2 separate regions of the Homo sapiens genome follow, and region 1 is linked to region 2. The links are chromatin loops, found by intact Hi-C in ENCODE. Cell type or tissue: CD14-positive monocyte. All regions are shown on one strand.

Region 1 (4,000 bases), 100 kb before region 2:
AGCCAGAATTTTCATTTCTTTATACTAAGATCTGACCTTTTTATCATATTTCCCCTTTGCTGCAATGCATATCTGCATCTTTGTCTTTATCCCCACTGGTATCTGAGTGGCTTCAACATCTGAATAAAACAGTCAGGTCACAATAAAACGAACTCTTAAACAAACAAACAAAAAATGAACTCTTGGTCTTGGTCATATTTTTCTCAAAGGTATTTCACGCAGTCTGGCCTTGGCCTTGTTATTTATTTATCTAATGTATAAAGTTATAAAGTTTGGGGATGAATTTCTTAACCCTGTTCATGGCCATTGGGAAAGATGAGGGTACCTCAGGACTAAAATAACCCTATCAATGCGTGATAGTCCACAAAGGCTCTCTGCTGATTAATGAAATCTACCTTCTTGGCTGGGCAGAATGGCTCATGTCTGTAATCCCAACACTTTGGGAGGCTGAAACAGGAGGACTGATTGAGTCCAGGAGCTCAAGATAAGACTGGACCACATAATAAGACCCCGTCTTAACAAAAATAAAAACCTACCTTCTTTCCTGCCAGTTTTATTCGTGGGGTGAAACTATTACAAAAGAGCTGGCTTTTGGATGTGTAGAAACTGTAAAAGAAACAAACAGAGTCATTAATCTAAATTCCCTTTATTTTAAAACTCAAAACACAGTTAAAATACTAGGCATGGATCAGCCCTCCTGACATGGGCTTTGTTCTCAGCTTCACTAATCTTCCCAATTTTAACTTCTTTTACAAGAATTCACTACAAAACATTAGTTATGTTTTGTTTTTTGGTAGAGACAGAGTCTGGCTACACTGACCAAAATGGTTTCAAACTCCTGGCCTCAAGCATTCCTCCCACCTCAGCATCCCAAAGTGCTGGGATTACAGGCATGAGCCACTGTGACCGGCCTGAAATTGCTACTTTTGTAGGTCAAAAACAGTCTAATATCATGATATCAAATAGTATAAACTAATAGCTGCAGCTTTGCCATGAACTTGCTATTCAAGACCAGGTTGGCCAACACAGTGAAATCTCGTTTCTACTAAAAATACAAAAATTAGCCGGGCGTGGCGGCAGGCACCTGTAATCCCAACTACGCAGGAGGCTGAGGCAAGAGAATCACTTGAACCCGGGTGGTGGAGGTTGCAGTGAGCCAAGATCATGTCACTGCACTCCAGCCTGGGTGACAGAGTGAAACTCCGTCTTAAAAAAAAAAAAGAAAGAAAGAAAGACAACCCAGAGAAGGATAGAATGCTCTGGAAGCACTGAAGAAAAAGTGGCTGTTAGCTATCAGGGCAGCACAGGAGGAATTCATAAAAGAGAGATGCTGGAGTTGGATCTTGGAAGAAAATAGGCATTTTCAGGAGAAGGGTAGGTGGAATAAGATTAGTGTCATAGTTCAAAAAGATGAGGCACTGGCACTGGCAGAGGGATGAGAAAAGCCATCCCTGAGCTGGAATCAGCAGGATTCCATGTAAAGAGGCGCGGGGACTTCTCTAGAGCTGAAGGAGGTCAGGTACAAATGTTGGTCTTCTACAGTCTGTGGGAGTTGGGAATAGAAGGACATGGGAACTGCAGAGGAAGTAAGTCCTTCAAATTTTGTTTTTATTCTTTTTCACCATAGACTGTTCCTATGATACTGCTACTGCTTTGTGTGTACAGAGCTTTGAGCAAATGTTAGAACTTGGTTTCCACATTTTCTTAACAAAAGGTTTAGTGCCATAATAAGAACTTAACAGATTTAAAGAAAAATGGCAAGGAAGCTGTTCAAAACGCTTATCACCTACTATTGATCGAGATCGCACCCACCTGTGGTTTATCCAGTGAGGGATATTATAGTCATCGCCCAGACGAGAATCACGGGGAGCACTCCGATTATGGAGCTGCAAGGAGAAAAATGAGAGCACAGATAAGCTACAGAACAAGTAGGTTTTGGAACTGCTCTAACTTTTCTGTTTTTCAGGTTTTTAAAAAAAATTTTTTAGGGCTGGGCGCTGTGGGTCATGCCTGTAATCCCAGCAATTTGGGAGGCCAAGGCGGGCGGACCACCTGCAATCAGGTGTTCAAGACCAGCCTGGCCAACATGGTGAAACCCCGTCTCTACTAAAAATACAAAAATTAGCCTGGCATGGTGGCAGGCGCCTGTAATCATAGCTACTCGGGAGGCTGAGGCAGGAGAACTGATTGAACCCGGGAGGCAGAGGTTGCAGTGAGCCAACATCGCACCATTGCACTCCAGCCTGGAGGACAAGAACAAGACATCGTCTCAAAAATAATTTTTTTAGAGATAGAGTCTTGCTTTGCTGCCCAGGCTGGAGTGCAGTGGTTATTCATAGGCATGTTCATAGCAAACTATACCGAAACTCCTAGGCTTAAGGGATCTTCCCACTTCAGCCTCTCGAGTAAGTGGGACTATAAGTGCATGCCACAGCGCCTGGAATTTTTCTCTTTCTAACTATACTCCAACTGGCCTTTAGTAAACAAATCCGAAATCTAATTACCTTGAACAATGGGACAGCATGTAACGGTTGCTCTCCCATGCACACCAAATCCACACCAATTCCTAAAAAAAGAAAAGACAAAAAGAATTGTGGGGAGGGAATGGCAGAGACAAGTGTCCCTATCTATAAATCATGTTATTTAAATGGGTAGTAGGCAAAGCTAACTTACCATTGTATGATTTATAACCTCATAGTGCTGCCTATCCAACAAAGAAGTAAATACATTCATTTTGTCTGTTTCCTCTTTTCCAAGTGCCCTACTAACGTATCATTATTCGGTGCTTGACAATTAGCCTTTGACTGTCCTACAGGTCATGACTTGTTTAAAAAAAGACAACCAAACTTCCATGTTTAAATTTTTAAGGCCAGAAAGGAACAGTAACTTTGTAATATCTCAGTAAAAAGTAAAACAATCCACATCACTTAACAGAGCTTCTTTAGTGGCATCAGGATTTACTTTCCAAACTCCTTTTTTTTTTTGACAGTCTTGCTCTGCTGCCCAGGCTGACATGCAGTGGCGTGAGATCACGGCTCACTGCAACCTCCACCTTCTGGGTTCAAGCAATTCTACTGCCTCAGCGTCCCAACTCCATCTTGTTGATGAAACAAATCAAATTGGGGGGTGTGGGGCTGAGTTGGGGATACGAGGCACATCATGGAGGAAGGACTGGACTAGATGACCTGATAGTGCATCTGAAAATGGGCTGACAGCGGCTGGGTGTGGTGGCTCATGCCTGCAATCCTAGAACTTTGGGAGGCCAAGACGGGCGGATCACAAGGTCAGGAGATCGAGACCATCCTGGCTAACACGGAGAAGCTCCACCTCTACTAAAAATACAAAAAAAATTAGCCGGGCATGGTGGCGGATGCCTGTAGTCCCAGCTACTTGGGAGGCTGAGGCAGGAGAATAGTGTGAACCCAGGAGGCGGAGCTTGCAGTGAGCCAAGATCACACCACTGCACTCCAGCCTGGGAGACAGAGCGAGACTCCGTCTAAAAAAAAAAAGAAAGAAAGAAAATCGGCTGACAGCACATGGGTCCCTTGAAATCATCCCTCCAGGAAGGCTTCTCTAGTGCCAAATATGTTTGGGGAACTCAGAGTACCCTGACACAACCTTTAGAGAAAAACAACCTACACTAACATATTAAAAACTGAGGAAGACCTGTCATTATGGAACCTGCTTATCTTTGCATGACCCAGCATTTCCCAAACTGATTTGACCATGAAATTTTAGCACCTGACACCTATTGACATCCACAGACGTTGTGACACACAGAACACTATGTAGAGCTCCTCACACTCTAAGAAGTCAGTGAAGCTCACAGTTCTAAGGGGAAATCAGGCTAGGAACATGTGGAGACAGGGCACAAACCAGAGAGCATTACCATTATCTATCATCCGCTGCTTGGTCAGGATCATGAGTAGGCGGTCCACTTCAAAGACACCCACCCCGGGCGTGATCACCACTGACATCTGCCCAGTTCGGTCAAAGTTGC
Region 2 (4,000 bases):
TTATTTAAATTCAAATGGAAGGTAGAGGGGGTGGTATTTGTAGATACTTTTCATTGGCTCTAAAAATACCTTAACATCATGTGCCTGGGCTTAGAGTTTAGAAGTTTGCTGTTTTTCTTTTCTTTCTTCTTTTTTTTTTGAGACAGAGTTTCACTCTTGTCTCCCAAGCTGGAGTGCAGTGGCGCGATCTCAGCTCACTGCAACCTCCACCTCCCGGGTTCAAGCGATTCTCCTGCCTCAGCCTCCTGAATAGCTGGGATTACAGGCATGTACCACCACGCCTGGCTAATTTTGTATTTTTAGTAGAGACAGGATTTCACCAGGTTGGCCAGGCTGGTCTCAAACTCTTGACCTCAGGTGATCCACCCACCTCAGCCTCCCAGAGTACTGGAATTATAGGCGCGAGCCACCATGCCTGGCCAGAAGTTTGCTGTTTTTCTAAACAAGCTTACAAATGGTTTCTAGCAGGCCGGGCACTGTGGCTCATGCCTATAATCCCAACACTTTGGGAGACTGAGGTAGGCAGACCACAAGGTCAGGAGTTCGAGACCAGCCTGGCCAATATGGTGAAACCCCGTGTCTACTAAGAATACAAAAATTAACCCGGCATCCTGGCAGGTGGCTGTAGTCCCAGCTACTCGGAGGCTGAGGCAGGAGAATTCCTTGAACCCACAAGGTAGAGGTTGCAGTGAGATGAGATCGCGCCACTGCACTCCAGCCTGGGTGACAAAGTGAGACTCCGTCTCAAAAAAAAGAAAAAGGAAGAGTTTAATTATAAAGGAATTAAACTTTTAATAGTTTTCTCCTTTTTTTTTTTTTTTTTTGTGAGATAGAGTCTTGCTCTGTCGCCCAGGCTGGAGTGCAGTGGTGTGATCTCGGCTCACTGCAGCCTCTGCCTCCTGGGTTCAAGCAGTTCTCCTGCCTCACCCTCCCGGGTTCAAGCAATTCTCCTGCCTCACCCTCCCAAGTAGCTGGGATTGCAGGCATGTGCCATCATGCCTAGCTAGTTTTTGTATTTTTGTAGAGACAGGGTTTCATCGTGTTGGCCAGGCTGGTCTTGAATTCCTCACCTCAGGTGATCCACCCGCCTCAGCCTCCCCAAAGTGCTGGGATTACAGGTGTGAGTCACTACGATTGGCCATTAATTTTCTTCTATATAGCTATGTTGTTTTGTTTAGTTTGGTTTTTGAGACAGAGTCTCCCTCTGTCGCCCAGGCTGGAGTGCAGTGGTATAATCTCAGCTTACTACAATCTCCTCCTCCCGGGTTCAAGCGATTCTCCTGTCTCAGCCTCCTGAGTAGCTGGGATTACAAGTACCCACCACCACACCCAGCTAATTTTTTGTATTTTTAGTAGAGATGGGGTTTTGCCATGTTGACCAGGCTGGTCTCGAACTCCTGGCCTCAAGTGATCTGCCCACCTCAGCCTCCCAAAGTGCTGGGATTACAGGTGTGAGCCACTGTGCCCGGCTGTATAGCTATGTTTTATGTGTAACTTGGCTTTAAAGAAAATAATTGGGCCAGGCGCGGTGGCTCATGCCTGTAATGCCAGCACTTTGGGAATTTAAGGTGGGCGGATCACAAGGCCAGGAGTTTGAGACCAGCCTGGCCAATATGGTGAAACCCCATCTCTACTAAAAATACAAAAATTACCCGGGCATGATGGCACGCGCCTATAGTCCCAGCTACTTGGGAGGCTGAGGCAGAAGAATCTCTTGAACCCGGGAAGTGGAGGTTGCAGTGAGCCGAGATCACACCATTGCACTCCAGCCTGGGCAACGGAACAAGACTCAGTCTCAAAAAAAGAAAAAATAATTGGTTTCTCTCTAATATTTTATAAGGTTATAGAAACTGTCAGATTTTATTAGTCAGTACACAACTGAGTGGTATAATATATTCTTTAAATTTTTTAAAATTTATTTTTATTTAGAGATGGGGTCTTGCCCTGATACTCAGGCTGAAGTGCAGTGGTGCAGTCTTGGCTTACTTCAGTCTTGATCTTCCGGGCTCAAGCAGTCTTCTCACCCCAGCCTCTTGAGTAGCTGAGACCACAGGTGCACTCCACCACCCCTGGCTAAATTTTTGTATTTTTTGTGGAAACAAGGTCTCGCCATGTTGCCCAAGCTGGTCTTGAACTCCTAGGCTGAAGCGATCTGCCCACCTCAGCCTCCCAAAGTGCTGGGATTATAGGCATCAGCCACCTTGCCCAGCCACTGTTCTTTCTTTCTGTCTCTGCCTTCTTTCCATTCAAGTTAGAAAATAATCTTCCTGTCAGTCTGCCTCCATTCCAGTGATGGGCACATAAATATAACTCTCCTGGTTGGAAAGCTTTCCTCTTTCTGAGTAACTGACATTTCTTGTCTTCTTGGGGCTATCATGTGCTAATACCCACAATAACATCAAAACCTTTCCTGTTATCCCACTGCCCTTACCTATTGCTTTTGTACTTTTGCTTTACTTTAGCCACACCATGTTACCATATGTGCCTCTTCCAGGCATGGAAGCTACATATAACACCAGCGGCAGTCAGACGAGGTAAGCACATGAGACTCAGCGTGTGTGTGCGCGTGTGCGTGTGTGTGTGCAAGAGAGAGAGTGCATACATAGGTGGTGTGGATCGTCTGTGGCATGACTTTGACCTCTTGTCCTTGTAAACCTGATCTATGTCTCTCAGATAAACATTTCTGAGATTGAAATCTGTTCTATTACAAGCAGCAACTAGGAATGTGTAATAATACAATTTGTTAAAAAAAAAAAAGTGAAAATCACTAACCAGCTTATTGTACCAGAAGTCCCCTCTCAAGCTATTTCATGTCTTAACAGCCAACTTCAGTCCCTGGACAGGATTGATCTTATCTGAGTACTGTTCATTTGTGCGGTTTACCAGATATCTTCCTCACCCAAAAAGTCTGTTCCTTTTTACATTTTTCCTTATAAAATTCCATAGCAATAAAATGGATTACACATTCTTGTAATTTTTTTACATATGTAGATACAGGCTATGTCTGGAAGTGACTAGAATGCAGGTTGACTGGATATATTATTCTCTGGAAAGAAAGAAAAAGTATTGAGGCCTAGATGTTAAGAAGTTGAGGCTGGGCGTGGTGGCTCACACCTGTAATCCCAGCACTTTGGGAGGCCGGTGCGGGTGGATCACCTAAGGTCGGGAGATCAAGACCATCCTGACCAACATGGAGAAACTCCGTCTCTACTAAAAATACAGAATTAGCTGGGCGTGGTGGCGCATGCCTGTAATTTCAGCTACTCGAGGGGCTGAGGCAGGAGAATTGCTTGAACCCGGGAGGCAGAGGCTGCATTGAGCCGAGATCGTACCATTGCACTCCAGTCTGGGCAACAAGAGCAAAACTCCTTCTCAAAAAAAAAAAAAAAAATGAAGAAGAAGAAGTTGAATGTGCTGGAAGTAGAAAGGGAACCCCTCTCATATCTTCTTTCTCTTCATGGTGCTAGGCTGGAGCCTCCATTCCCTGCCTTGGTACCAAAGTCTTGCTTGGTAGCAGAATCAGCTGTCAGCAAGCTCCTGCTTTCAGCCTCTGAGTTCCAGGTTCGTGGATTGGATGAGCTGGATGGTGTGAAAGCAGCATGCCCCTGCCCACAGAGCAGCCCCCCAGAACAGAAAGAGGTAAGTGTAAAGTGCTGGTTGGGTCAGATGATGGTGGCATTGGAGGTGGCCATTGTCAACTCACATCGCATTATAGCTACAGACTGGCTTCTGAGTATCTTTACGTACCACCTTCAGTGTCAGCCGAGTTCTGGAGAGTACTAAGCCAGGAGTTTTTCTCTTGGCCAGTAAAGGACACAGTGGATTTTTTAATCTGCATTGTTTTCCAGATACTTTTTTCTTGCCAACAGCATGTAACAGTGTTTAGAGAATTGGACGAAAGAGCTGCTTTGTGCATTCAAAGAAGATGAGTGGATGGTGATGATGTTCAATTTTGCAACGTCTGTTGTCTTCAACAGTTGCAAACTTTCATGTTGACAGT

The links. A loop is a pair of places that touch in the nucleus more often than their neighbours do. Peaks named below come from ENCODE experiments on the same cell type or tissue, not always from the same donor. Only the 100,000 strongest peaks of a DNase experiment are listed, where the experiment ranks them.
Region 1: it touches region 2 in a loop (2.4-fold over the local background); 1 of 110 quality-filtered maps calls a loop at or near these places.

The regions. Positions count from the first base shown.
Region 1 is chr22:31,802,728-31,806,727 of GRCh38, reverse strand. It overlaps DEPDC5 (DEP domain containing 5, GATOR1 subcomplex subunit), which reads right to left. Exons shown (of 43, transcript NM_001242896.3): 15 at 3,890-4,000; 16 at 2,505-2,566; 17 at 1,813-1,886; 18 at 537-606. Among named protein-coding and RNA genes, the nearest start is that of DEPDC5, 51 kb to the right of the region's middle. In CD14-positive monocyte, no CTCF peak of the experiment used is centred here; no DNase peak of the experiment used is centred here.
Region 2 is chr22:31,703,189-31,707,188 of GRCh38, reverse strand. It overlaps PRR14L (proline rich 14 like), which reads left to right. Exons shown (of 9, transcript NM_173566.3): 5 at 2,463-2,534; 6 at 3,468-3,639. Among named protein-coding and RNA genes, the nearest start is that of PISD, 43 kb to the right of the region's middle. In CD14-positive monocyte, no CTCF peak of the experiment used is centred here; no DNase peak of the experiment used is centred here; H3K27ac peaks cover 561 bases.